Regions from separate parts of the Mus musculus genome. Here all the other regions are linked to region 1. A link is a loop called in an ENCODE intact Hi-C map of the cell type or tissue named here. Cell type or tissue: left cerebral cortex. All regions are shown on one strand. Links, peaks and the distances in the headings refer to the core of each region. The heading gives the core; the rest is flanking DNA. Region 1 holds the start of Crbn (cereblon). Region 2 overlaps Itpr1 (inositol 1,4,5-trisphosphate receptor 1). Region 3 has its middle 89 kb from the start of Gm35017. Region 4 has its middle 100 kb from the start of Gm35017. Region 5 holds the start of Setmar (SET domain without mariner transposase fusion).

Region 1 (5,957 bases), core at 1-5,000:
CTCGAACTCAGAAATCTGCCTGCCTCTGCCTCCCAAGTGCTGGGATTAAAGGAGTGCGCCACCACTGCCTGGCAAAAGGAGATATCTTAAGAACTCTACCTGCACTTTTTTTTTTGAAATGAAATGAAAGCTAAGCTGATCCACCTGATAACATGATGCTGCCAAGGGCAGAGATGAAAGTCTGAAGAAACAAAACACAACGCTACTTTCTAGAAGTGGTATTCTATCAAGTGTGAGCTGTTCTTTTCCTGCTAACTATGGGAACATTTCCAACTCGATGACTTTGTTCCTTGTAATGTTTAGAACTGTCTGAAGATATCTTTGACTGTCACAACTATAAAAACCCCGGTAATGCAGACTAGGAGTTGTCTAGGCTCTTACACACACTGTGCTGCAACATAGCCAGGGGTTTTCCAGGCTGAAAGGGTGACAGTCTCAAGGTTGGGAAACAATGGCCTAAACTAAGTCTCATTTCTCTTCAAATGTTTTTAAATACATCCAAAAAGTTTTAAAATGCATAAGGTTTCATTACAAATTGGTCAGCTTTTCCATTTTTGAAAATTATTATTTACACCAAACTACCTAAAAGGATGTTCTTATGAAAAAACATGAAGATTTTACTTTATTTTTATTATAAATTCCTAGATAAAAGGCTCTGTCAAAGAGAAGAACATAATTCAAGTGGTATGCAGATAGTTTCTATTTAACATTTCTAAACATGATTTTATTGACAATAGGGAAGTTTATCAAGCGATAAAGACGAAGCTAAAATAAGAAAAACATTCTGAATTTAATTTTTTCATCTACAACTCCGAGAATGTAGATTTTACTTGACATTTGGAGAGACCCATTCTCTTCTTTACTACAGCAAGTTTAAAGTACCTGCTATTAGCTCCAGGGCTAATACACCTGAAATTTCCTATGTTTATTCTTTAAAAGAATTTGCTTATGAACAGGCTATAATTAACTTCTCCAACTTGGTTATGTTTTTATTTGAGCACTTAATTTGTCCAATATGGATTCTTCACACCTAAAATGTTAAGCAATTCCCTTAGCTGTTAAGGATGATCACTTTTCAAAGCAAGTTACACTACATGAATTCAGGGGACAAGCCAAAGTGTCTCCAGAAATAAAACTATTATAATTTGGAAACCCACTATTCTATATCTACAACATCTGTGAGCCTCTTCCTTCTAATATTTCAAATTGAGAAACTACAGAGTTTTCAGAGCTCCCGGTGGCTCACACAGAAGCACCTGATGAATGCCAATAGCGGGGGAGCACCCTTCTCCTACTCCACCACTTTCCCTAAACGTCTGCTCCATTCACAGTGGAGCTGCTGTCCCTGAAATCTCTTCTGTTGAAAGATGATCACCTTTAGGAACTGCCGCGAGTACAGCTCAATAACCAGTGGCTTACAGAAAAGGTGCTTTCTATGCACTGGCCCTGCACCCAGCATTTCTTCTTCTGTCTACACTACCACCAAGGAACACATTCACACCTGAAGCACACCTTCTGAGGCAACAAACTGAAACCTGAAATTATTTCTTCACACCCCACACAAAAAAGTTCCTAACTGAAATGACTAAGGATGCACGGTTTCAACAATGTAGGACTAACCTAGTCCACAAATGAACCCTAAGTGAATCTCCATCACAAGATTTTCAAATCCCACAATAATCCCTACCCATGAAAATCACAGCAGGAGTTGGAGACATAGCTCAGAGGATTTGGGAGTGCCTGGTATCCAATCCAGCAAAAAACACAAACCCAGTACACCCAGCAGCAGTTGCTTATATGGCTCTAAATGAACTGCACCTGTGATTGTAATTATTCTCAATAGCCTTATCCTAACTGTGACCCTCCTAAAAGTAGCCGACTGATGTTTTTCCTACAAACAAGGTTAACAGACTGCATGGCTTTTAACTACAACCAAAAGGCTCTGGCAATAGTCTGTGTTTCTACAGCATTCTAAGAACAGTCCGTACCACTAGTTCATCCACTTTCAGCATTCAATACTGCAACATAAGTTGTCATAAACCATAAAGGCATAAAGTAAGCAGGAGAAATCGGTAATACCGTTCTCCTGAGTACCCTAAAAGTAGGCATATTATTTGCAGACCTGAGAAAAACCGCTAAATAACTACCTCCACAGAGAGATAGCTAAGAGATACCAGCTGTGGTGGCAGATCAGTACACCGCGCAGCCCTATCTGCAACTGTGTGACCTTCCACGTCACTGGATGGTATACATTTAACAACCCGTCGATAAGTTTCTCCTCCATAAGCAAGGCTCTGGACAGATGACAGGTGTAATAATAAAAGCAGAAATGCACGCAAAGCATTCACTGCGGGGCCCACGACGTGCAAATGCCTACTGCATGTTAGCTGTCAGTCTTATGAGAAAGCAGATGAGCAGGAAAAGTAACGGCTGCTAATGTCACCCGGTTCTCAACTTCGCCTACTCCCACAAAATTTTCAGGGAGGCCGGCTTGGGAGAAAGATGGAAAGGAATGGGGGTCCCTGCTCTGGGAAACCAAAGTCCGTGGCCCCAACATCCCCGACAGCCCAGGAGACAGGCCGGGAGGAAAGCGCAGAGCTGCGGAGGGCGAGGCTCACACGGGAGGCTTCCCACCGGCCGCTGCGCCCGAGTAGCTGTCCCCGTCCTCCCTGCGGGATCGGCCCCGGTCCTCGGTCTCCACCCACGGCCAGGCGCCCGTCCCGGAGGTTACCAGGCAGAAGCGGCAGGTGGTTTCCCATGTTGTGCGCAGCGTCCTGCTGATCTCCCTCGCCGGCCATGTCTGTTTACCCGCAAAGGAGCCTGGGAAAGGGCGGTGCCGGCACGCAGGGGGAGGGTCTGCGATACGCCGCCGCCACGCTCCCGGGCCACAGCGCCCCCTGGCGGCTCCAACGAGGCGAGCCGAGAGCGGCACAGCGGAGCCAAATGAAGAGGACCATCTTTAAGGAGGACAAGAAACCCAAAGTTATCCATGACCCACTGACCCCACACAAGTTACACAGCTCCCTTCTCAGCCACAAAGACGTTTTGACAGGTGGGAAACCCAAGTCTGTGTTTTTAGTGTCCACTTGGAGCAAACACGTCCTTATACAGCATCCTCTTTTGTCTGGAAGTATGGACTGTTCCAGGGGCCGTTGGAATATAGCAGATTTTTAAAACGATTTCAGTAGCCCTCGGATATAGCCCCAAATTAACATGTATCAGTATGAAGCAAAGATTTGCAAGGACAAAAAAGGCTGATAATCACCTGGAAAATAAAACTGTCAGTATATAAACTAGCCTAGTCATAATGGCTTCACTAAGAGAAAAATGGATCAATGTATGGTAAAAAACAATTACAACATGCTAAAAGAAAGAGAATTGTCTAGCACTGGAGTTGTGGATGGATTTTTTTTTTCCAATTTTAAGAGTGTATACAATATATTTCTAACACGTTTTCACTGAAGAAAAGAAAATAATGGAATGACAAACGATATCTAAAGAAGGAAGTAGTGGTAGTAGGCAGAGAATAAGAGGAAGGAAAAAAAAGTAAACTAATGAATCTGAGGTTTGAAGACATTTTTACCCCAAGAAAAAAATGCTGCATTAAAAAAAAATTCACAACCCAAAAACACGTTGGAATGGTAACTGGATCCGATAGGCGTTTCCTATGGTGACCAACACATAGGCCAGATTAGACCAGATTAAAAGTAGGTAAAGGCATAGTTATCAGGAGGCAGCTCTAAGGGGAGTTCGCTGGTCTCACAGGTGGAGGTCAGTGAAGTCAAACACCCAGGTTTAAGCAACGTGACTTTATAGAGTTTTGGTGAGGAGTGATTACTTGTTGGTTAGGAGATGGGGTTGTTGCCCATACCTGGTTAAAAACTGATCCCCTGGCAGCCACTCTTGGGTGGGTTCCAGGAAATGCTGACATGTTAGCCCGGAGTTTTCTCCAAGACAGAGGTGGAGTTTTCACTCCGCGGTTGGGGATCAGGGAAGGAGAGTAGACTGGGTTTCCCAGCTTGTACAGGGGAAGAGCAGGGGTTCAGCCTAACACTATCAATTCCATATCACTCAGCCTTCTGTCCCTGAGTCACTCTGGCCTTGGCCAAGTCACTTTTATATCCCCAGGACTCAGTTTACCCAATGTTAAAACCAGAACGCAAATGTCCCAGATGTATTCCCTTTAATAGCATATACAATATTGATGCCTTTTATGATCGAGTTAAAAACAGCTGCATGAGCCATTGTAATGAGTTAAGGTGTTTTTCTCGCTAGTAAGAGGACAATTCAGGTCTAGACCACCAGAGAGCATGGAACATAGATGGTGACTGTTAAAGAGAGAACAAGAAGTTCAACCAAGTGATGAATGAATGTGCATAGCTGTACACACACACACATATTTTTGTTGTCGCTGGATCAATTTAAATACAGTTCACAGAATTTCAATAAATTGTTTAGCTGCAGAATTTTCTATCTCAGCAAGCATCTGGTTTCTATTTTATATATCTATCTGTGCATGTGTAAGATGACACTTTTTGGTTCACAGGGGAGCAAGTGTGTCAGTGAGTATGGTGGCCAAAATATCAACCTAGAGTTTTATTACTTGGGAGTAATACACCTGGTTTATTGTGGCAATGTCTTTCATTGGCCTAAGAGTAAGCAATTAGGCCAGGGTGACTCCCCAGTGGTCCCCAGGGATCCAGTGTCTCTGCCTCTGTTGTGTTGGAGGATATTACAAGTGAAGCTTACCACACGACTGGATTAAAAAGTACATTTTAATATAGATTCTTGAGATTGAACTCGGGTCCTCATGCTTGCACAACAAACACTTCAGCAACCGAGCATCCTCCCTAGCCCAGAGTAGGTAGTCTCTAAATAAGGAAGCTCTTACTTTGCTGGTGGTGTCTCAAAAGTGCCTTTCAATTATCTGAACCCCGAGTCAGTCAGTCAAGAATTGTCTGTGCCACATCTCATACCTCCTGCAGATGGATCGGCGGGGGATAAAATATGGAGTGAAAAAAACAAATTAATTAATTAATTAAAAAAAAAGAATTGTCTGGGAAAGAAGGAATCATTGGGAAGAACTTAAAAAAGTTCTCCCCCCACCCCCTGTCTCTCTCTCTCTCCTGTTTCTCACTTGTAGCCATGCTCCAGTATCATCAGAGCCCCCATTTGTATGTCTTTCCCGATTTTCTTTTATCTCTGCTCCCTTTAAATTCACTACCTAGTTCTTTTCATTCTTCCTGTCATCCCTCTAACGTGGACACATGTATCTGTAGCTTTACCTTTCAGTAAGGCTCACAAGACGTGGCACTGGAAAAAAGTACTGAAGCAAGCACACTTCTTGTATTAAAGCCCTACATACTAGAAGTAATCAAGAACCATGATCATATACTGGTGTGCATGTGTGTGTGTGTGTGTGTGTGTGTGTGTGTGTGTGTGTGTGTGTGTAGTAAGCCAGGTAGGAGGACATCTTTTCTTTAGAGTACTCTGTCAAATGCTGGGTCTGGCAGTTATTGCTGTGAGATGCGTACTTCAGCATCTCACGCTGTAAATCCCAGTTACAGGTGGATAAAAGATAAATCTTGTCTGCTCTGCACAGGTCTAGAGGGGAGGAAAGGGGGAAACATGCTCTGTAAGCTGGAATATCATCAGAGGCAGGGCATCTTTCATGGCCTCCTCAGTGTCAACAATTTTATTAATGACTCTCATATTTCAGTTATATGTAGAATAATACAGGGTTGGAAGAAATTGTTATATGCAGCTTTCACAGCTGCTGCAATATTTTCTGGTCCTCCAGAGTGTATATAGGTTCCACAGAGGTTGGGTTATTTGTGAGAAATGATTGTTTGGGACAATACTTAGGGCTTCAATTTACTGCGACCTCCTACCACCGCATCCATCTCTGCCTTGACAGGTAAAGTAGAGAAGATTTTGCAAGATGGTAAAATGTGGTG
Region 2 (5,957 bases), core at 704-5,703, 1.6 Mb after region 1:
ACATGCATGCCTTGTTTTGACTGGGTGATTGCAAAATAGTTTCTCACAGCTCGTGCCAGCTTTGCAGGCATTGGTACTTCACTATTACCAAGTAATACTTCCTCATGTCCAGATTCCACACTACGTCACTCCAGCCATCACTGGTGCAGTTGTGTGCTTTTTCCACAGGTTGGCCATTATAAAGGGTGCTGCCAGGGAGACTTAACTGTCATGTTTTATGTGGACGTGGGTCATGCCTTCCCGGCTTCACTCATTGCAAACATCTCCCAGGCTGGACCATGTAATAACGCTGCCTTCTTGCCAACAGGAACAGTGTAGTCAAACTTGAATCTTTTCATCCAACCTTACCTTGAGATCATAAAAACAGTCTCTCCCTAAAGCTTTATGCTTTGGGGTTTTGAATTTTATAGTTGTGAATTTGGAAAATCAAAAAGCTACAGACACGAGAGCCAGCAGGGGTAGTGGAATAAGACTGGGCACCGAACCTTGGAGAGGAAGCGAGAGCTCATGGGCTCCTTGTGGAAGCGGGGTTGTCACAAGAGCTTCTTTCTCCCTTCAGGTTAAGATCGCTTACATTAACTTCCTGAATCACTGCTATGTGGATACGGAGGTGGAGATGAAGGAGATTTACACAAGCAACCACATGTGGAAGTTGTTTGAGAATTTCCTCGTGGACATCTGCAGGGTGAGGCGTGTGTGTGTGTGTGTCTGTGTCTGTGTCTGTGTGTGTGAGTATGATAGGACTGTCTGTCATCCCTGTTCAGAAATGCTGTAAAAGCCAGTTGTGAATTTTCTTCCATGAACAGTTCTGAGTGGAAGGGTCTGTTCATACTTGATACTTTTGTTACTTTTTTCTTTTTAGTAATTTCTTATTTCATCTGTAATATAAGTGATTTTTTTTTGTAACTCAAGGTATAGAACTATTCAATTTGTTTAAAAATTTATTCTCCAACCTTAGAAAGGGCTAATCTTATTCCAAGCAGAACGATTAAATAGTGGACAGGTACTATACTATCCAAAGCATCTCTCATTCCAAAACCCGTGTGGTCACCTATTATACACTGTGACTTCCTGTTTGTCACCTATTATACACTGTGACTTCCTGTTCCACACTGAAATCTTCATGATCATCTGTTATACACTGTGGCCTCCATATCTTTACTTCTGTCCCGTGAGGAATGTCATTTGTTGATATTCTGGAGTAGGCTTGCATACCGAGTTGAGTTCCCAGTCTCTGTCTCTTTTCTAGGCCTGTAACAACACAAGCGACAGGAAGCACGCAGACTCCATTCTGGAGAAGTACGTCACTGAAATCGTGATGAGCATCGTCACCACCTTCTTCAGCTCTCCCTTCTCAGACCAGAGCACCACTCTGCAGGTGAGAACGGCCTCCCGAGGGACAGTTTTCATGTGGGCATCTGCAGTCTACATCCAGGCATGTGCAGGGAGCTGGAAATGAGCCATTCTGCAAAGCCAGAATGGAAGGTGGCTCTGTCAGGGGCCCTTGGGGGCAGAAGGGAAGTTGCCCATAGTACCTGTAGGGATTGGCTCTTGGACCTTCTCGGTCCTCACATACCAAAATCCAGGGGTGCTTAAGTCCTGAACAGTAAATGGTGTTATAGTTGCATAGAAGCTACCCACATGCTCCCTCAGACTTTAAATCGTCTCTAAGCGACTTACAGTGAGCCATGCCATGCAGCCGCTGTGAGAGTAGTTGGCCCACCATATTATTCAGGGGCAAGGAAAACTGTGTATGAATTCCATACAGACCTGATGATTTTTCAGATATTTTCAGTCCTTGATAAATCTGCACATGGAGAACCCAAGGATACACGAGAGTGGCGATCCATTCTTGAGAAGTAGAGCCCATTAACAACAGCCAGGTGCATCATCTCTTTGTACTTTTACACCAAGTGCCAACCAGGAAATCACAGTGATTAATGAGGCCAGACACGCTTCTCTTGTAGTAGAAGGTGACATTCGAGATGGTGATGCCCCAGGAGATAGTGAAACAGTGTTGAAAACCATAAGCTGTATGCCGTGGGTCGGCTGATGGCCCAACAGGTGGAGGCACGTGCTCACAGGCCTGACGACCTGAGTTCAATCCCTGTATCTACTGGGTAGCAAGAGACAATCAGCTTGTAAGGATTGTCCTCTGAATTCCAAACCTGTGCTGTTGAACATGTGTACCTGGAGACAGACAGACAGACAGACAGACAGACACACACACACACACACACACACAGCTTTAAATGGGGCATACATTATGGCTTCTCACCTTGGTTGCTACTGTTTCCTTCTGTGGACTAAATTTATCCAGCATATAAGCAAGAATTGCCAGAGAAGTAAATCTTCAAATGACAAATATTCCAAATCTCTCCTAAGGTGTAGTTTATACCCAGAAATCAAGGTGTAATTCTGAAGACGTAGCTGATAGATCTCTGAACCTTTCATTGGTAATGAACACGCCTGTGTAGCCTCTCGTGCTGTTCCTTTGTAAGGCGTGTCTTCTCCTTAGCTACATCTCAGTTCTTTCTCCCTCCCGCCTCCTATGTCAGAGCTGAGACCGATGAATTTGGCGTTAGATGCACTGCATTTGAGCTGCCAGGGAAATGCCCAAGTATCAGCTTGTAAATGTGAATTCCAGGGAGGAAGAGGAGAATTCTGGAAGCTTTAGAGCAAGACAGATTGGATTCAAATCTCTATTCTGTCCTATCTGAGCTCTGTTAACACAGAGAGGTCACTGAACTTCCTGTTCCCTCCCCTCCCCTCCCTTTTCATGCCTTCTCTTTTTCTCCTTTCTATTTTGAAACAGGGTCTCATGTAGCCTATGGTGGCTCAGACTCACTATGTCACCAAGGCTGGCCTTGACTTCCTGATCCTCCTGCTTTGACCTCCCAACGGTGCCACCACACCTGGCTCAGAACTTATCGTGTATGTCTGGCAAGAATATAATATCAACTTGGTGTGCTCTTGTGAGAATGAGATACAATATTTATTTGAAACATTCAGTATAGTACCTAGCACACAGCAGGAGGTTCAAATGTGGCAGCCTCTACCGGTCTGCAGACTAGTGTCTCAGACATTGCTGGGCCTTTGATGCTGGTATTAACGACCAGCACCTAGTTACCAATTTTTTGAGTTAGTACTTGAGCTCTGAGACTCAGAAGGATAAAATGGCTAAAGATTAAAAATAAAGTCTTAGCCGGGGCAGGGAAGGGACTTCGCGGGGCCTGGAGGGAACATGAATGGTTCAAGAGAGGAGCTGAGAGGCCAGAGGAAGGCGCAGTTATGGATAGGATAGGGATAGGATTCATAACCAAGTAGGACTGCAGGACTATTTCACATTACAGTGTGGTGCCTGCAACTGGAGGCATGGGGAGAAAGGTGGGCAGAGGGAAGACAGGAAGGGAAAAAGGAGAAAGAAATGAAAAGGAGCCACTGTCCCAATGTCCCTTCCACAGTGCCTTACCTATCAAAGGTTCCACCACATTCCAGCAGTGCCCCCTTGTGGATAACTCCTGAAATTACATGTATCCTTGAGTCCCTGTATCACTCTTTACCCAATCAAACAATGAATAGACTATAGGACTAGCCCTGTCCTTTTGGCTAAGAAGTCAAGTGAGCTGATGTCACCATGCTGCCTGTCACATTTTTCAGTTAGGAGGCAACTACTGAGAACTCATTCGGTCACCTTTATATGCCCAGGTATCAGACAGGAGGAAGCAGATGGCTCATAAACACTGGTTCGTGTGAATTGACTAACCAAGGAACACTTCTCCGTGACTTAGACTATAGGGGTCTCGTCTCAAGCTCAGCATTTATAATAATGCCCCTTCCTTCTTCACAGGGTCATTCTAAGGCTAAATGAGATACTCGCGCAGTTCTTAGCACAGGGGCAGGCCAGGGGCAAGGACTCGGGGCAGGTAGCTCTTTCGATTGGGACCCTTTATAAACTCAGAGGTTAAGCAGAAGCCACAGCCATAGGAACTGACTCTAGGTTCCTTGGCCAATTCCTCTGGCTCCCTGTCCCCTTGACCTCTATGAGTACTGAAGCTTGCTGCTGGGTGGTTGGGAGCGCAGGGCAGGCTGTTCTTCCGGAAGATTCCAGTCCCAGCTGACCTGAATGGGGAGAAGAGGTTGAGTCAGCGCTCTGCTGGCCTCTCTTAGCAGTTTTGGATAATTTTATCCTTGCCCAGCCTTTGTCTTATACTAGAACACAAAGGTAACTTCCATGTCACATAGTTATTATCCAGGTCCAAATGAGATCATGCATGACACATCTGGCTTGTATCACGCACCCAACAATGGGAAGATACATGAACCGCATTTGTAGGGGGGAACTGAAAATTCTATTCCTCTGTTTCATTTTCTTAAAACAGGCTCTCTTTCTCCTCTAGCACTTGCCTTGGTTCCCTCTCACCATGGAAATCCCTTTAGATTTCTCACCGCCTCTTTCTTTACTCCTTTCCGATGCACTTTAGTGCAGCCGAATGAGTTATCTGCCCCAAACAGATGACTGGTGCAGCTCACCATACACCTTTGCCTGGCATGTCCAAAGAGAAAAATGTCACATGAATAGAGATAAGAAATCCCTACTTTAAAAAGCATTCAGAAAGTCAGTATCTAATTCACTAGCTGTATGCATGCTCTTACTTTAAAAGGAGTGCAAACTTAGTTCTTCTCATGAGGCCAAAGAGAGGTCTTCTCATAGAAAGCAATTGGCTTGTGCCCGTGCTCTGGGTTAAATGGATATTTATTGTCACTACCCATTACAGCTGGGTTGTCTTTGTACCATCAAAGAGACTGTCATAAATAAGGATAGAGGTGACGTCCCTGCTGACATCCATCTGGCATTCCATTTTTGTGAATTAAAAATATAGTGTCTACAGGACAGCCAGGGCTATAGAGAAACCCTGTCTTGAAAAAGCCAAAAAAAAAAAAAAAAAATATATAGTGTCTAGGGCCAGTGAAATGGCTCAAGTATAAAGGCACTTGCTAGCATGCCTAGTAGGCCTGTGTTTGATCCCTGGAACTCCCATGCTAGAAGGACAGAACTGACTCCCCATGACACACATGAATGCATACAGTTAAACAATAAGTAAATTAAATAAGCAAACAAAGTATTGGACATACAGATGCTAGCTCAGGATGGTGGTTTGCACCTGTAGTGCAGCTGTTGGGACGCTGCAGCAGCAGCAGAATCATGAGGTCAGAGCTTTTCTTGGGACATGGTGCTTCAAGGAGAGTTTGGTCTAAGTGACTGTGGTACATCTAACATGCTGGGGGCCACTCACACCAGGGTGAAATCGCTGACCTGGGTTAATTCATCTGGTTCGTAGTTGCGTGGCTTTACTGCTTTGGAGCGTTTGATTTCCCTGCTCACTCTGGTGATCAGAATTCATTAGATAATATCAAGTTTAAAATGCATCTAAAATAAGTAACATGAAGTCGGTGATACTATTTTATTGCTTTAAAATGCTCCTGAGCTTCTCTCACCATCTAGGCACTGTGTTCTTCAGCTTTCTGTTGATATGATGAAAAAAAAACAGACTAATTTAGTTACAAACAAAAAAAGATTAATTTTTTTTTCCCCAAAGCTTTGCGGTGAGGCAGCATATCATGGCAGGAGTGTCTGATGGGGTAGACATGTTCAACCAATCATAAAAAGAAAGCAACAATAGCAAGGAGGAGGGCAATGTCCCACCCCCTGTCCTTTGGATGCCCGAAGGACCTCTTCCTAGGTCCCACCTCCTTCCTATGGTACCAGTCTGAAGACCAGTCCCTTTAATACATAGCTCTTTAGGGGATAGTCAACATCTACACCAAAGCAGACACATTCTGGAATCCAGTCCTTGACCCTTCTGGAATCCTCCCACTAAGATGTGGAGGGTTCCAGACAGCCTCTGTTTCTAGCCAGGCCATCTGTGTTCTGCAGCCTTCTTCACCTCGCCTCT
Region 3 (5,957 bases), core at 529-5,528, 930 kb after region 1:
CCTTCTAAGTGATCTCCAAGCTTCCTAGCTTGGGCCTTTCTTCTTGTTTAGCTTCTTTGAGTCTGTGGAGTATAGCATGGTACCTGTATTTTATGGCTAATAATGGAAATCTGCAACCGACTGTGGTGGTAGAGCAGGGCAGGACATAGAATGCATCTCCAGGACAATAGAGAGACCTGGGATAAGGGAGGTGCCCAAGAATCAATGGGGTGACCTTATCTGTGCCTCACAACACTGGGAATGTGGAACCTGAAGAGGCCACCTCCTACAGCCAGGCAAAACCTCATTGGAGTAATAGAGACACCAACCCACCCACAACACTTTCAGCGCAAGCAGCTGACTCAGACAGATGCAGACACCCAAACAATGGATTGAGCTTGGGGACACTTATGGAAGAATAGGCAGAAGGATTGCAGCCCCAAAGGGGATAGGAACTCCAACAGAATTAACTAATCTGGACATGTGAAGCTCTCAGAGTCTGAACCATAAAACAAAGAACAAACACTGGCTGGACCTAGCCCTCCCTACACATATGTAGCAGATTTGTGGCTTGGTCTTCATGTGGGTCTCCATCTGGAATGGAGACTGTTCCAAAAGCTGTTGCCTGTCTGTGGGATATGTTCTTCTAGCTGGGCTGCCTTGTCTGGCATCAGTGGGAGAGGAAGTGAGGAAGTGCCTAGCCTTGCAGAGACTTGAAGTGCTAGGGTTGGGAAATACCCAAGGGGCCCCAACCGACTCAAAAGAGAAGGGAAGTGGAAAATGAGGGAAGAATTGTGGGAGGGATTACCAGGAGGGATGCAGTGCACTGGATACAGAGTGAATAGGTAAAAGAAATTAAATTTTAAAATGGGGGAATAAGTCATGGATTAATTGCCAGAGCTCCTTTCTCTCTTTCCCAGAAGCCATACCTCTCACTTTCCAGGTGGGTGGGAGGTTTGGAGCAATAATGTTTTATTAAACCCAGAGAAGAGAGTCATGCTTGCAGAGTTATGCAAGCAAATATGCATAAACATTTATAATTCACACATACATGTCATCATCACATACTTATTTTTGGGCCCAACAATCGGTCTCATCAACTTACATACTTACACAGACACACCTAAACTTATATACTTATGCATATGGAGCAAAAGCTAGGACAGAACGAACTCACTCGTTCTGGATGAAAAAATAGGCTTCTACCCTTTTATTGCTAAATGAATTGAATGAAAATCTGTAAGAAAAAAATCTTTGTCCTCTTTATTAAGACGAAGCATGCCTTGCTGTTAAGAAAAAACCTGCTATGTCCCATGGTAAAGAAAAGTCTGCCTGCTCTTTCTGCTCGGCAGCTCCTTTTTCTCGATTTCTCTCTGCATTCTGCATACTGCTCTCGTATTCTTCCTCCTCCAAAATTTGTTCTTCCCTTCTGCCACCTAATGTCATTGTTCCTGGGTTTTCTGTTTGTTTGTTTGTTTGTTTCTGTTTTTTTAACGTTTTTAAGGAGAATAGATCACATGGTATCTTTTCAAAAGTTCACCATAAGTTTAAACATGAATTCAAATCATAAATTGAATAAGAAGTTTACAACTGAGATGTTTACATGTGTTTTCATTAAGACTAGTTATCTAGCTAGATGTTCCTTATCTGTTACTAGCTCCACAGGTTCATTGAAAGTCTAAAACAAAATTTTTTGTGTCTAAGTTAACATTGAAATTTTGTATTGATAAACCCTGTCAATATATTATCTTCTGTCATTACACCTATAATAAATTGTTCCTTTTCAGTTTATGACCTTTAGTTAATTGACTTACAGCCCTAAGAAATATATTCTTCAATTGTAACTCTGTTTTCTATCTTAGTGCAAATGGCCATGACACATAAAGATTTGAAAAGTTCTAATTACATAATTCATATCACAGAGAATCTTAATTTCATTCCTATTATAAATGGCTTAATTACTTGTATAATTTTGGGAATACCTATAGAATCATCATTAGGAATTAAGAAATCATCTATTTGTCTGTATAGCATCACTACAAGACAGTACATCTTCATTGATCTGCAGAAATCTGCCCAATATAATACCTAGGGATTATATATTAATTTAATATTGACAGGAAATACATATAAATAGTGAGAATTGATCCTGACATGTCATACCTTGGGCCTGGCTGAAAGGGCTCATTCATCGAAGTCCACAATCCACAATGAAACCACCTCAGGAAGATCATCTACCAGCCCTTAGCCTTTCCAGTGTGGGAGATGAGTCCACTAAACTAAAGACTGTGTGTTGTAAGACTATCTACTAACTAACAATAGAAGTATATACATTTCCTCTGATTGGAAAATGTTAACTGAGTGCCTATAAGGTACTATCTAGAATTCTAGAATACTACTCTAGCAAAATCAATTAAAAGACAATAAAGTTTTAGTTCTTTGTCCTAGAAATCGTTGTGAGCTACCATGATAAGCTTAGAAGTCTGCTTGCTAGCCCCTATTTGCTACTGATTTCAAATAAGAAATACAGCACCTGTCCCAGCTTCACACAAATTTCTCACAAAGTTAATATTGGGGACTGACTAACCTAAGAATCACTGATCAGTATCCTAAAAGCTTATGCTTAAAACCTGTGGGAATTCTCTAGATTGTTCCAGTCTATACACAAAAGATGGCACTTCTATCCACTACCCTACAGTGTGCACTTAACTTCATATACAATCTAAGTAACATATACTTATGGAGTATATGATAAGTGTCAGGCATGATCCCAGTTTAGGGGGACATATACTGGCTTCCTAGAGCAAACAGTTGGAGAGTTAAATGCTATTGCTTATTATCAGTGACACAAGGTGAGTAAGCAGAGCTTAGCAGCTGAGGGTACTGTGAACATAGTAGGGTAAGAGAATACTCCTCTGAAATAATTCTAGAACTGATACCTGGAGAAACCACCCATCTAATAGGCTAGGAAAACCATAATGCACTTAGTGTTCCAGAATGGCAAGTGTCTAGAGGTGAACATTCTTCTCAGGTGGACAGTTTGGCTAAGTTAGGGAGTGAAAAAGTAACAGACCTAAAATGCTAGGGTCAAATCATTCAGTGCCTCAAGGTCTGTGGCCAGGAATCCAGAATTTACACTCAGCACTGAGACACAAGCAAATGGTTTTCATCAGACAAGTAACAAGGTCAGGTTTACACAGTAGTTTGCCACACATTCTTCTAGACGTGTGTGTATGGGGTGCTGTGACTGCAGTGCTTGGGAGTAAGAGGGCAGTCAGGGTGAGGAAATGATGCAGCCTGATTTGACCCATGCAGGGATTAGACCCTTGGCCTGACTAATTAGAACAGTGCCATTTATATCAGGCTCTGAAATAAATGAAGCTCTTGCTGCCGATAGTTGGTTTGCCCTCATTTACTGCAAGTGAAAGGTCTTATTCTTCATGACTCATCCACAAACCCTGCTGATCTCTCTAATTAAAAAGTTTTCAAAGAAGTTGATACATTAGTTATTATGATCCTAGACACACCAGGCATAAATCCTCCCTGCCACCTATATATATGGCAGGACTTCACTGCGGCATCGTTCATCAACATGAGGGGTATTCTTCAATATAATTTTCACGACACCATCTGCCATGCTCTTTTTTTCAACCTTTGTTGGTGAAGTGACTGCTCAGTGATTATGAATATGTATCTGGCATCTTTTTAAAATAAATCCTTGACAGAGACTCAAGAGGAAAGAGTCATAAAAAAAAAATGTGTCAACTAGCAGATTCTGTGGCATAGGAGTACACTGCAGGTTAGTCTATTTTACACCAAAATTGATGTCACAGGGGATGGGGGCAAGCTGAATTTGTAGCCATCCTTGTCCTCAGCAAGTCAACCTACTCATTTCAGTAACTTTTTAGGCATTATAATTTTTTAGCAGTATAATTGGTCATATGTTGTGAACTATTAAAGGAGCAAAACAAAAGCAATGCTGAATTAAGCCATACCTCTATTAACCTTAACCATATCTATCTTGAACCTCCAAGGCTGTATCCATCCTGAGATAAATTTATCTAGTTAATCCAGCCACATGACCCATTCATATTTTTTTAAGACTTGGCCTCTGGTATGAAGTGTAAGAAAACAAGGCTGTGACCCATTTGTCTGTTTACTCTCCAAAACTATTTAATAAACAGAGGAAGGGACTTTAGTGCAAGGAGTTTATTCTGACCTCCCGTTTACGCAGCAAGTGCAAAAACAAGGAGGAAATGAAACACTGGAAAGCACTGTGGTCAACTGGAGCTCAGTGCAGCTGACGCTAATTCTCAAGGGCCCAGGAGAAGTCCACCTAAGAATTACTTCTGAAGACCAGGGAGCCTAGGCATTTATCCTACTTGCCATTAGTTGAGGATTGCCCCCAGGGTATTTACTCCCTCCTAGTTCTGTGCTGTGTAAAAGGTACACTAAGAGCTCCAGGGGCTTAAAAACCCCGAGGCAAAAGTGAAGAGGCAGAAGATGCTTAAGGTAGGATGCAAATGGAGGCATCTTCTCTCTCAGTGTCACAGACAGAGTGATCAGCTGACCCAAACCTGGCAATTTTCTAAGTATTAAATGAACTAAGTGCCCTGAACAGGGTGGGAACACACTACAGTCAAACACAAGATGCCCAACTCTCAAAGAGCTTAACCTCGTAGAGATCACTGGCTAATGCAAACTCATGAATATGCAAAAATAGTGGATTCTGGACCAAGTGGATAAGATCCTATTCTACAGTCAGACAGATGGACTGAAACGAAGCAGCTGTAGTGAAAACATGGACACGATGCTTATTCTATACCTCATAATCTCTTCACATGATGGTTGGAAGATTACTAGTGTCTGCACTGTATAGGTTGTGAGGATCAAATGTACATTTGATAGAGCACCAGTCCTAGTGTCTGTCATATAAACAGTAAACACTACTTACTTGTAGAAGCAGAAATTTGACCATGGCATGAGAATGAGGATGGAGAAAAAGAATTCCATCTCCATATCACACTCTCCTACTTACATACATTTATTCCATAGCCCTGGGCCTGTTTTAGTGTCTTCACATATATCTCTAAAAGTTAAAATAGTCAAAGGAAAGCTACCCAGTTTCCCAGCTTAAGACCAGAAGCTGGGCATTTAAAGGTGCAGAAAATGCATGGAATTATAAGCAGTAGTGACCTACTTTCTAACCCATGTATCTTGTGGGTACACTACCATGGGGAAAGCTCTTATGAGCTCCACCATTCAGTTTTCTCATCTTTAAAATGGGATTTGCACAGCTGCTGTGAGAGGGGAGGAAAACATTTCTATAAGGTTTTCAATACATTTTAAATCTTCACGACGTTGCTTATACTATCAACTATCCAAACCATGGCCACTGATTAGGCAGCTACTATATAAAATGTATCATCACATGTGGTTCTGGGAACAAAAAGACAGATGTGGAGAAGGTTTAGTACCAGCAGTCACAAGTCCTTCAGGTTAATGCCATTAATACTTAAACAAATTTAGTTATTTAAAAGAATTGAAATTATTGTTATGCTCATATCAATTCCCATTACCCTAATATCACTAAGAGGGAGGATGATAGACTACAGGGAAGGTAGAAGCCAAGATGGTTATCTCTGAGGCAGAGTTCCTGGAAATGCAAGATAATGAGCTCCATCTAAATTCACATCTGCTCAAGGGTAATCAGAAGTGTAGAATGTGAACTGAATTCAGAGAAGATTTCCCTCAGGGACTGAGAATGCAGAAGGGGAAACTCTACCTGTCCTGGATTTGGAACAAATAAAAATGCTGCTCTTTCCGCAGACTAAGGGAATGGCCAACCAATAACCAGCCCAACTTGAGACCCATAGGCAAGCATCAATCCCAGACACTATTAATGATACTGTTATGCTTGCAGACAGCAGTCTAGCATGGCTGTCCTCTGAGAGGCTCCACTCAGCAGCAGACTCAGA
Region 4 (5,957 bases), core at 530-5,529, 910 kb after region 1:
ACACATCTTCCTAATGCTGGGACTCTTTAATACAGTTCTTCATATTGTGGTGACTCCCCAACCATAAAATTATTTCATTGCTACTTTATAACTGTAAGTTTGCTATTGTCATGAATTGTAATGTGAACACCTAAAATGCAGGAGATCTGATATGCAGCCCCTGTGAAAGGCTCATTTGACCCCTAAAGGAGCTGTGACTCCAGGTTGACAGCGACAGACCTAACATTTATTGTGTAAGAACATTGTGTCTGTCAGCAAACTAGGCATTCTGGAGAAGAGTGAATTGGAGCCCTGGCGGAAAACATGCTCTAAGATGCTAGAAAGTAACTACACATTTGTACAGGCATTCCTCATAAGCATTACACAGGAGAGCACTTGGGGGGCTTTTTAGAACTACATATCCCATATTTATATCATCTGAATATATACAGTCTGAGGAGGGCAGAACATGTGGAAGGACTGTAAGAGCCAGGAGCAGTGGATATCTGCGGCAAAACAGTATTTTCTGTCCACAACAGCACAGTCGCACACATGAAACCCCAATAGGTGTACTGCGTGGAGAAGACCTGTGTGATCAAGAAAGAGCAAGCCAACCAAAACTTCACCATAGATGGGGGAGGAGCTTATGAAGTCTTTCCTCATTTGAGGAGCTAATTGGCAGTGGCTGGTCACTGGGAGAGAGAGAATAACTTTTCTTCAGAGATTTTGTCCCTAAGAGACTACACATCCTCCAGTAGATGGGCCAACACCCATGCACATATGGGCAGCATTAAATGACACAGCGGCTAGGAAATTAAAGAAGCAAAGCAGGGAGCACATAAAGTTGGGAGGGGAAACTAGGGGAGATAGAGGCGAGAATGGTGGGGCAGGGGTGGATTGAAGCCAAATATACTGTACGAATGTATGAGTATGGAATAAAATATTTACTAAAAAATTTCCTCTGGTGATTCTAAAACCCAAGCAATATGGAAAAGCAATGGAGGCCATTCCCTGCCCCCTTCTAAACACCAGGTCTTCTGGAATCTGGTAAGTGTAGAGCCTATTACCTCAGTGTAAATGATCTCACCAGAAGGCTAAAAATAAATGATCCCAGGCAACATGAGACTAATAGCAACCGAAGGCCCAAATGATCTCAGATAATATGCTGAAACTTAATAGCAGACACAAATCTCTTTGAAGATGTGAGTTGTTATTGTCCCAGGGTAGGTCATATTTCGCAAGCCAGGCAATTCCACCAGAAGTGCTTCCCAGTGCTGAACCAACACCTGTCTTTCTGGAACTTCCTTCTAGTATTTGAGCCCTACATTATTCACTCCCTGCCTCCTCTAAGGAGTGAATCCACAAAGCCTTAGGTATGTAGCCCCAAACCCAATTTGGTAAATCCAGACTAAGGCTGATCAAAATAACCAGGCTCATCCCCAGAAAGAGACATAAGGATTCATACTGCTTCCATCACGGTGGGGTTCAGTGGCTATCAGACCAGAGCAGCTGTGTGTCTATTGAGTTTCAACTTCTTCCTTAATCCAAAGATCCAAAGTCTAGTTCATTCAATCAGACATCTGTCTGGGCCTCCTGTTCTCTACTTTTGCTCCCAGAGGATATCAGCCCTGTTCACTGAGCACTGATACTGTTCAACAACTGCTATCTGTATATTATCTGTCAATTATGTCTAGATAGCCAGTCAGCTGTTGCTACCTGTACTGTATCATTGCCTGTACACTAAATTCTGTCCTCTGTGTGTTAATTTAATGCCTGGGCTAATTTTCATTTATTCTTGCATGTTCATGATGATATGTAAACCCAATATTTAGATCAATCACTGACTTTCAATTAGGATGTTACTGCCTCCATTTTTGAATTATAAATGATGTTTTTGGTTGCTGCAACAATAAGATCTACCTCGTCCCATACAGTTGCCCTACTTTTACTGGCATTTAGTGAATAGAGGCTATGATAAATTGACACTCCGCCACTAATGTACAAGCATTAATGGTACTGTGTTCCTCTGAACATTGCTGCAGGTGCAAACCCCTTTGTTAGTATATGGAGTCGGATGCCTACTTCGCTTACATATCACCTGAGGGTATGTTTTGCTGTGAATTCTAACATGTTGCAGATTTTCAGAATTTCCTCAAACCTATAAATCAGGAGGAGATTCTAGTTTTTAAAAAAATTGTCAAAATTTTTCACTCTCTTAAAAATCACTTCATTAATAATAAAACTACCTTCTTGGCATTTGAGTCACAAGTACAAAGTTCCTGTCTCTGTCTATACTTATGGTTTCTCCTCTTCACGCAGAGACAAGTACCTGACCACTTTACATCTTTCAATGTAACCAGCCCCAAGCTCTTACATATTGAAGCTCAGACTACATTCATTTTAAACTACATTTTCCAAAACTTTATATTAAAATTAGGACATTATGTTGACTTGCTTTTCCTATGAGATTATGAATATAGGTAGATATTGCTATCTGTCTTCAGGAATAAAGGGAGCATTGCGAAATATCTGTTGGGAGATGAGACATTAGGACTAATAGTTTTGAAAAATAAGTATCAGTCTTTATTCCGAATGCAGTGATGGCCCTTTCAGGGCCAAGTAATGATATCAATGGCACACCTACAGTCCGGCTCCCAACAAGATTTCCTCCAGGCTCAGGGTATCCCAGCATGCATTTCAGCCAAATCTACTCATTGACAGATTATACCCTATAATTTAGAAAATAATCCTGAAAGTTACTTGTGTGATTCCTTTGAAGTAAAAGCTGTAATCTCAACTGTGGTAGCGTAGAAGAGATTGGTCATTATTTTTAAACCTGTTTTCAAGCAATGCTTTCACAAATAGTGAGGGTTTGGGGTTGTTTTGTTTGGTTTGTTTTGATTTTTTTCACTAACAATGTGGTGAGATGACAGGGATTGAACATTTCTGTCTCTATTTACCACAGAGAAGTCTCAGAGTCTGAGAGTTAGCAAGAGAGAGCTGGAAATCAATGCTATGCCTTCAGAATCCAAAAGTGGTTCCTTATTATTATTATTATTATTATCATTATTATTATTATTATTATTATTATTATAACTGAGACACCACTAACAACTGGAGAGAAGTATGACATGAACTAAGTACAGTGGGTCAATCTGAAATGCTAAAAACATAGAAACACAACTAGGAGAAGGAAGTGTCTAAAAGCCTAGTGAGTGAAATTCGGTGCTAAAATCTTGGTTGAATGAAAGGCGCTCTTTTGACTTGTGTAAGTGCACACCACTGTCTAATTACATTTACAAGGCCCAAATACAAATGTCTCCCAAAAGACACACCCGTGTGCTGCCCTCCAGTGTTGAAAGTGAGCGGGCATGCGGGCTGTTATTGGATTCACTACCTAAATTGCCTTCCTGACTGAGGATAACAGACTTTTATAATTTTCATTTTATTTTATCTTTAGTGATGGACAGCAGTGGTGTTAAAACACCATTTCACTTGTAGCAGTAAGGAGCTCAGGGGTAGGTTTTTATTGAAATAAACATTTTGGGTACAGTAGAGATCAAGAAATTCCTTTGACTTAACAACTACATCACCACAACCGAAATTGTTAGGATTATCATTTGAATTCTATTTTCAATCTAATTGAATGGCCACAAGCATTCTCCTGCTATAATTATATTTTATATTCTTATAATGTCAGAGTTAAACGAGCCTTAAAGGTCACACCGTGGCAAATACATGTACCCGCACAACTAATCTGAGCTGTGAGAAGCTGTTGCCTGGAGAAAAAAAATAATAATAATCAAAATTCTAACACTATCTGATGTCCGTGAGAAAAGGTGCCATTACTGATAAGGCATCTCTGTCAAGGACCAGAAAGAAGGAAGACAGTCCCACAGGTAACATTCACACCATCCCTGGGTTAAATCGGATGACTATCCCTAAGCCCCTCTGCTGGCTTTACAGATGAGGAAACTGTGAGCCAGGTTAAACAAGACTTACAAAAGGCTATAAACGCGAACGGGTCTCCTGCATTAAGCAACGGCACAGCAAGCCAATATGGAGTTTACTCACAGGCTCCCGGCTTTCCTTAATTGCAGGAGGTTCTGTCAGCAATTAGCCAATTAAGCTAGAACCAATTAAATTAGCTTCTCCCTCACCGCTGCTTTCTCCAAAGGCTGTCAGATCTTATTGTTGGCTGGAACTCTTTGAACCTGCTTTGATTCCAGGGGTCACCTGCTCGATTCACAGATTACTTTTTGTTTTACTTTGTTGTGCTTTGTTCCGTCTTGTTTATAATTGCTCAAAGACACGCAGCTCAATTTGATCTGTCGCGGTCTCGGGGAATTTTCCCTCTAACAGATTGTCAAAGAGCTCACTGATGGTTGAAATCAGACGAGGTCAAGTACAAAAGTATCCTGTACTCCGGAACATTTTTTTAGATGCTAAGTGTCTCAGTTAGGCCTCCAGCAAGAGTGCTCAAGAAATTCCAGCCCAGGCTGTGAGAAGTGACGTTCATTTTATATGCATGTTTCCCATCGTTTTTTGTGGATACCACACTGCGTTTTATCGGCTTCCTTCCATGGAACAAAAGGCTCTCTGAAAGGTAGAGGCCTGGGCAAGGCCCTTTCATCTTACATCTTACATCTTACAATCGATCGTTGTGTGTGTGTGTGTGTGTGTGTGTGTGTGTGTTTGGATTTGTTCATAAGAAAGTGGAATTTTGCATTATGGGGCCATTTCCATGGTTACCCATTGATTTCCTATAGGAAGTGTACTGTTTACAGGGGCGGCAGGCCTTTATCCTGGAAGGTAAATCTCTCTACAGCCTGAGGCACGTAGAGCTCCTCAAAATTACAAGAATGAGATAAATAAATGATTCATGCAAGTTGGTTTTGCATGAATAAGTGATTAATCCTCTCTTTCAACCCTGCTAAGGGAAGAATGCCCGGATTAATGTCATTCTATGCAAATTGAAGCCCACTTTCCTGAATTCTGACCTAATTATAGGTAGTGGGGAGGCAAAATATACCTGAAATTTCTTGCTGTTAAAATAAATAAGAGCTGCTACTGAAAACCCCGGAAGAGAATTTTCCTTAGAAGCTTGACCTGTCCAGACATGAGATCATGATTCACCTAAATGTTCTCCCGGAACTTCTTGCGTGGTCTTTCAGAATCTACAACACCATCTGGCCCTAATGGTCGAAAGCAAACAGCTATGTTTGAACCTTTCGTTTTAAACAGTCTAAGCAGCACCTCAGCGTACTGAACTGATTATAGTCTCGAAAATAAGACACCTAGGGTACCATTGTCTCCGCTGATGGAAAACCATACACACCGTTCAATGAATCAATTTAACATGCTCAAGAACCCAAGACAAACATCAACAGAATGACATTTCTTTAACCTGAAGGCAGAAAATAGCAATACCTTTCATCAGAGGTGTGGCTCGGCTCAGCACAAGAGGCTCAGGTCTCTGCCTACCGAACATTTCATTTACCTCTAACCTGGGGATTTTGGACATAAACTTCGACCAACTAAATAATTCTACAGACTTCCCCGAATAAGATTGTCCTAGAGTGGGAACTGAGGAGTGTGTTTTGAATATTTAGAGGAGCTCTGAAGAAACAGTAAGGTTTGAACAGGTAAAAAGGGGAAGGCTGTCATAGTTAGTGGAGCATCGCTCCATTAACCCCCTCCCCAACCCTTTATTTCCATTAGCTTATTTTATGTTTGCAGCTCTCCAGTGGGACGGGCGCCCTATTAGCTGCTCTTTTATACAGGTGATCAAGTTGTGGTTAAACAGTGAGCATCAGAGAACCAGTAGCTAGGTTTTCGGTGCACACTCTCTCCTGAATTCACCTCTGAATTCTACCCCTCCAGGCACAGTGAAAGTGCTGTCCAAGGCAGGTGATCGAGCTACACAGCCAGAGGCCAGCAGAGGGCAAATCACCTAATCCAGGGATGAGTAAATTAGG
Region 5 (5,957 bases), core at 374-5,373, 1.3 Mb after region 1:
ACTAAGTAAGAGGTGATAAAAATGAAAACTACTATGAAGATAGAACCAAGACTTGAGCACAACTATCTCCTTATTATGCCGGCCGGGGGGATGGGTGGGAGGTAAGGACGCTCTCTGCTTGCTGCTTGGATGCTCTGTTAGATTACCAATAAAAGTTTGTCGAGGAGTCAATTAGTTCTAGTCATTTTAAGCTTAAGGATCCTATAAGTCAGAAAGTAAAAGCATCCTATATTCATAACTGAAGTAGAGAAGAAGCTAAGGGCTGGAGACTGCCATCCTAGTCCTTTATGTCTGAAACCATATTGGCAGGGGAAGGTCATGCACCTGACCTGGCTATGCCAAAGGCTGAAGGAGGAGGATCCGTTAAACCTACACATCGAGTACAGGCCTTGGCAAAATATCAAGATCCTATCTCAAAATAATGATAACTTCTGGATCCTGGTTGTCTAGTTAATGTTTCTATTGCTGCAACAAAACCCCATGACAGACGATAAATCAAGATAGAGTCACTTGTCACCAAGCTGAAACTAACCTGTCTATGTAACCTTTTGCAGAAATAAAGAACTAAAGAGATAACAGACAAATATCCCAGGATAATAAAATTCCTCTGCCTTAATCTTAGCACACAAACATTACTCTGGTGCTAAGCAATGATTTATTTTCCTACTGTTCTGTATTCCTGCCCATGCCTTACAGGGATAGAGTAACTATGAAAGGACCATTCTTCTTTTGTTTATTGCTTCTGCTTTTCCATCTCTTCTCTTCCTATACAACCAATGCTACGCTCAGAAAATCAGAATGCTTATTCTACCTTACAGGGTGAAATGTTGTCCTTTTTCTAGAATTGAAAATAAAGCCAATTAAGACATTTAGATGCAGTGGTTCATGCAAGTAGTCCTAATAATCAAGAGGATGGAGAGTTCAAAACCACACTGGGTTTCATACTAATAACCTGTCTTGAAACAAATCTAGCTAAATACACACACACACACACACACACACACACACACACACACACACACACCTAAGTATATAGAATATATTTATTTATGCACACATACATTTGTAATTTTTTTCTCTAAAACACAAAGATGAAAAACCTAAGATCCTGCATTTTGTAAAGCTGCCCCGTTTGTATGGATCTGTAACAATTCCAGAAGCTAGAGTAATTTGGTGACTTTCATAGATAACTCAGGAACAGCCTACCTGCAAGCTACTCATCAACTACTCCCTTCTTCCTCTGAAACCTCTAAGAAGAAATGCCTGCTCTGCCGTGAAGGCCCTTTGTCTGCCTGTCTGTCTGTTTGCCTGTGTCATCAATGTATCTTCTAATGAATCTCTTATAAGGACAATCTATTTCAGTGTCCCCCTTTAGCCTCCAAACTTTTGGTCAACAAGAGTGGATGCCCTGTGGGACCCTATTATCACAGAAAGCAGTGAAGATAGAAAATTAGAAGAAGAGGAGGAGGAGGAAGAGGAGAAGGAGGGGGAGGAGGAGAAGAAGGAGGAGGAGGGGATAGAGGGAGAATAAGAAAAAGAAGCAAGACAAGCAAAATGGGGAGATTTGGCAATGTTAACATTTTCCACCAGATACAGAAACTCTGGCGTGATCAGTGAGTGACTCTACTCAAAACAGGTTTTTGTTGTTTTGTATAATGGGACAAGGTGAGCTTACAAGGAGAGGACCTTATCAAAAACAAATTCTGTGCCAGTCACCCAACTTCTCCGCGGGTTCTAGATCTTTATATTCTCTGGACTGTATTTTCTCCCTCAGCTTAGACGATACATTTCCAAACACCTACTAAACCCTCAAAGGCTGAACAAACAACCAGGCTTCACAAGGTTCCCCAGAAAAAAACGAAAACATTTCAAGTTCTCCAAATTTTGTACCTTTTGTGGTTCTGAAATTATCAGCTATGTATCTAGTTTAAAACAGTGGGATCCAGAGGAAAAGCACCCCAACGACGCTGAGGGAGGTATCTCCCTCACCTGCAGCCTGTTGGGACGGAAAACTACAACTCCCATGAGGAAGTAGGGCCGCAGAATCCACAACTCCCAGCATCCTCCCGGAGGCCCAAAATGGTCAGGCGAGTAGTCGAAGCGAGACCATAAATGTCTGCGGAAGGTGTGGAGAAGCTTTCTCTCGAGATAGCAGCATCTGAGGAGGAATCTGTAGCCCCGACAGAACAACAAGATGTAGCGTGCGGCCTGGAGAACTTGCCTGTGAGCTTGTGGCCTTTGGGGGCGGAGCCCAGGCCTAAACCTTTCCAGGTAGAGGCAGGGCTAAGTGGCTGAAAGGGCTGGGGGTGGTGCCCTTTTCTTTGGGGGCGGAGCCAGAGGGCGGCGCTAGAGGGCTGTCCCTTTCCCCCGGGGGCGGGGCCAGTGCCCTTTATATGGGGGCGGAGCTAGAAAGCAGCTCACCGATCTTAGGGGCGGTGCTAAAGGGCCTGTCTATTTCCCTTCTCTCCCCAGGCGGGGCCAGCGCTGTTCTAGACTGGGTTGGAGGGATGTCCTGTAGCCCCACAGGGGCTGACTACAAGACTCCTCTTAATTCTCACCAAGGGGAGCCTGCACCCTTCCATGTTGGGGCGGAGATAGAGGCCTGCGGACAGCCTCCATGGAAGGAACCAGAGAGCTGCTTATATCTTGAGTAGTTGAGGCCAATGCCCATGTAGAGCCAGGTCTAAAGAGCTGGGGGGAGTAGGAAGCTGGGGGGGGGGGGGGTGAGTAGGAAGGGGATTGTTTCACACTTCGCTGCAGAGCAGAATTCCAGGGCTACTCACTGCCCCCGGGGGCGCTAGAGCTCTTTCCTAGAAGCCAAGAAAGAGAGACACATAGCTCCCCCACGTGGTAGTAATTGTCAAATTGGCTGTAACAACAGGCTTCTTCCCCCCCACACACACACACACACCCCACCCCACCCCCGATATTTTTATTTTTTTTTTATTAGCACACGGGGTATCTAGTTTAACTATGGCATTTTTAAAATGTTCATTAGCAAATGTTGATTATACATAATAATGAGTTTTGTGATGACATTTTTCCACATATGCACAGAAGGTGTTTTGATGATATGCACCACCACCCTCTCTGGTCCCTCACCCTCTCCCAGTAATCCTTCACCTTCCTGGCTAGTGCCCCTTTTATCTTTCATCTCGCTGTGGTGAGTGTGTGTGTGTGTGTGTGTGTGTGTGTGTGTGTGTAGGAGACAGAGAGCCAATGAGTTTCATCAAGGTTGTTTACTGGAACTGCAGTCTTCTTGACGTCTTACTATTATTTACTCTTTGAGAATCCCATACAATATGTTTGTCATCCTTTTTCCCTCCCCCAAATCCTCACAGATCCTTGCCCACCTCGCAATCTACCCAATTTCATGTTCTTTCTCTCTCGAGGGGGAAATAAGCTGTTGGTCTGAAAGAAAAGTTCTTAAATGGACAGAATTTAATATTTTTCTTTGAACCTGTAATAAGACCTTAACAAGGATTCTTACCTTATACTGTCTGTAAAATAGCAGTTCCCTAACATGTGTGTGGCAGAGGCGTGACTTTTCAGAAAGCTTTTTCCCCCTGTCTGGCTTGTACTCAGAACTTACTGAGGGATCAGAGAAAACCATCTCCATGTCTGGTCTCGGCTATCTGACATGTAAGAAAGGCTTGGTTATGAATCTCAGCCCCTGGAGTCAAACTTAGCTGAGGTCTCCGCCATGCTGAGAGATCTTGGACACACATAAATTAACTTCTTCAGATCCTCAGAAGCCCTAGAGTTTAAGTCATAGACCCTCTTCTCAGCTGCTTGGGAATTACTGTTCCTAGTGCTCTGTAGGAACTCAATAAATGGCTGCTACCTCAAAGCCCTACTCCACCCTTCAACCCCTCAGACCATGGCCTAAGTTGCTTATGGAATAGGGAAAGACCAAAGATGCTGGCAGAGGGGTGCCCCCTCGGATGTCAGACTTAAGAGTATGACTTCAGCATCTTACCTACTCCACAGAGTTTGTTGTTTTCGAAGTGAAAATAACTTTAAAATTGTATAGCTTTCCCCCATCCAGAATAAGAACAAATTAGGGCTGCTCTTTCTTCCTTCTAGGATTTTATGAGCAGAAAATGGGATAATACATTCTATAGCAGATTTCAAAAGGTGAAGCAGGATTTCAATGTGAGAAATAGCGCCCTCTCATCTATGACTCATAGCCAGCAACACACATCTGCATTTGCATTGACAGTTTATTAATAACACAAGTAGATAATACTCCATGTACCAATGAGCTCTTAAGGCTTGGTCAAGATCAAACATTCCAGGATGTCTGCGAAGACCACCTATTTTTTTTCTTTATTCATCAAATAGTCGAGTGACTATAATATACCAGGCACTGTATTAGACGAGGCCTAGAAGATGACATCATTTGATTGAAGAAGACAGCATCCAGTTGCTTTTTTTTTAAGCTAGAAGTATCTAACATGAAAGAAAAATATTGCTCCATTCTTAAGTAACTCCAATAAATACTCATTAAGAACTAAAAGTATGCCAAGTGATGAGTTGGAATACAGAGAATAAGAAAACATGCCCCCTGCCCTCAAAGCACTAACAGTGTGATGATCCTACACTCAATTTTAGCTCGTTGTGCTACTGAATAAAAGTGTGTGTGTGTGTGTGTGTGTGTGTGTGTGTGTGTGTGTGTTTCTTTGCCATCTTCTCTAAGGCCTATCTATAAAAACAGTTGGTCTAATGCAATCTCTTAATTTAGCCTACTTTATTTTATGTGCAAAAAAATAACTAAGAATAACTTAATTAGCTAGACACTTGCCTATAATCTCAACACTAGATGTGGAAACAGGAGAATCGTGAATGTAGGAGCCAAGCTAGTCTTCATAGCAAGACCCCGTCTCCAAAGCTAGTTCCTAAGAAAGTAATTCAATGACAAAGTGCTTTATGCTCAAGTTCCTGGGTTTGCTCTCCTGCAGCATCAAGAAGTTGAAAGATTCTCTATAAGTATCTTCTTTAAACTCCTTACAGTCATTAGTGTCCATAAACTCAGGGGATTTGATGTACTAATCATAGTTTCCAAATTAAGTCCTGGTCTATTTTTTAAGAGGAGGGAGAAGGGGAGAAGAAGAGCCACGTGATTGATTCTTAGGCCAACCATTGAGGGCATACATGAAAGTCTTGAGAATAAAACTATTGGAGAAGGATATTCCTGGGGTTGTAAAATGAGATACTAAACAAAGCAGAGGTCACTCAGCCAGGCAGTTTTACTTTGGCAAAAGGGTGCACAGTGGCCCACACTAGTCGAGCAATCACTCCAAGGTGGGAGTACAAGTAGCTAAGTCTCACTCCATTGGTGACAGTTCAACCTCACAATCTGACATGATTGGCTAGTTCCTAATGGGTGCTATAGCAGGGGAAGGCTGCTATGGAGAGTTCCAAGAATCTCTACCATCTCTACCAAGGTGTGGCAAAATGGACAAATTTACAAAAGTTTTACAATAGGGAGGAGTTTATAGAATATTGGCATTTTGGGAGGCTAGCTCTCTCTGATAGGAAAAAGAAAAAAAAAACTGCTTCTCAGAAAAGATAATCCACATGCTTAAAGACAAGCCTCAAAGTTGCCCAGACTGTCTAGTGGTACCAGTGATATAGGATGTGTGTGTGTGTTATGGATGTTAGGAATGCAATCTAGACTTAAACATGTGCTACACAGATGCTCCATCACTGACCTACATTCCCAGCTCATCTTCAGCTCATTTTTTTCCCCACTGAATTCCACATACATAAAAGGAATCTTACAAAAAGTCAAACTAGCATACTTGCTGCAAACCCTGGCTCACGGGCTCACACAACCATTAAGGCATGAAAAACTCAAGGCAAAAAATAATTTTATGTCTGCTTTGCTCTGGGGTGCCATATAAAGGGAAAAGGGCATACTGAAATGTTCAGATTAGAAGCCAGCATATCCTCAC

Evidence for each region. Peaks named below come from ENCODE experiments on the same cell type or tissue, not always from the same donor. Only the 100,000 strongest peaks of a DNase experiment are listed, where the experiment ranks them.
Region 2: it touches region 1 in a loop (4-fold over the local background); 3 of 42 quality-filtered maps call a loop at or near these places.
Region 3: a loop joins it to region 1, with 2.5 times the contacts of the local background. A loop is called at or near these places in 2 of 42 quality-filtered maps.
Region 4: a loop joins it to region 1, with 3 times the contacts of the local background. A loop is called at or near these places in 3 of 42 quality-filtered maps.
Region 5: a loop joins it to region 1, with 6 times the contacts of the local background. A loop is called at or near these places in 34 of 42 quality-filtered maps.

What each region holds. Positions count from the first base shown.
Region 1 is chr6:106,797,260-106,803,216 of GRCm38, forward strand. Crbn (cereblon) reads right to left here and starts at 2,828. Exons shown (of 11, transcript NM_175357.3): 1 at 2,732-2,828. The coding sequence starts at 2,798. In left cerebral cortex, for the core only: a CTCF peak has its summit at 2,901 (motif pointing left); a DNase peak (open chromatin) is centred at 2,861; H3K4me3 peaks cover 1,564 bases; H3K27ac peaks cover 904 bases.
Region 2 is chr6:108,404,841-108,410,797 of GRCm38, forward strand. It overlaps Itpr1 (inositol 1,4,5-trisphosphate receptor 1), which reads left to right. Exons shown (of 62, transcript NM_010585.5): 34 at 560-685; 35 at 1,250-1,378. Among named protein-coding and RNA genes, the nearest start is that of Gm35165, 65 kb to the right of the region's middle. In left cerebral cortex, for the core only: a CTCF peak has its summit at 3,509 (motif pointing left); a DNase peak (open chromatin) is centred at 3,498.
Region 3 is chr6:107,723,178-107,729,134 of GRCm38, forward strand. No RefSeq gene overlaps it. Among named protein-coding and RNA genes, the nearest start is that of Gm35017, 89 kb to the right of the region's middle. In left cerebral cortex, for the core only: no CTCF peak of the experiment used is centred there; DNase peaks (open chromatin) are centred at 3,639 and 4,999.
Region 4 is chr6:107,707,244-107,713,200 of GRCm38, forward strand. No RefSeq gene overlaps it. Among named protein-coding and RNA genes, the nearest start is that of Gm35017, 100 kb to the right of the region's middle. In left cerebral cortex, for the core only: a CTCF peak has its summit at 3,337 (motif pointing left); a DNase peak (open chromatin) is centred at 3,329.
Region 5 is chr6:108,062,969-108,068,925 of GRCm38, forward strand. It overlaps Setmar (SET domain without mariner transposase fusion), which reads left to right and starts at 2,077. Exons shown (of 2, transcript NM_178391.4): 1 at 2,077-2,271. The coding sequence starts at 2,113. In left cerebral cortex, for the core only: CTCF peaks have their summits at 2,322 and 2,809; DNase peaks (open chromatin) are centred at 2,089, 2,330 and 2,786; H3K4me3 peaks cover 1,330 bases; H3K27ac peaks cover 1,112 bases.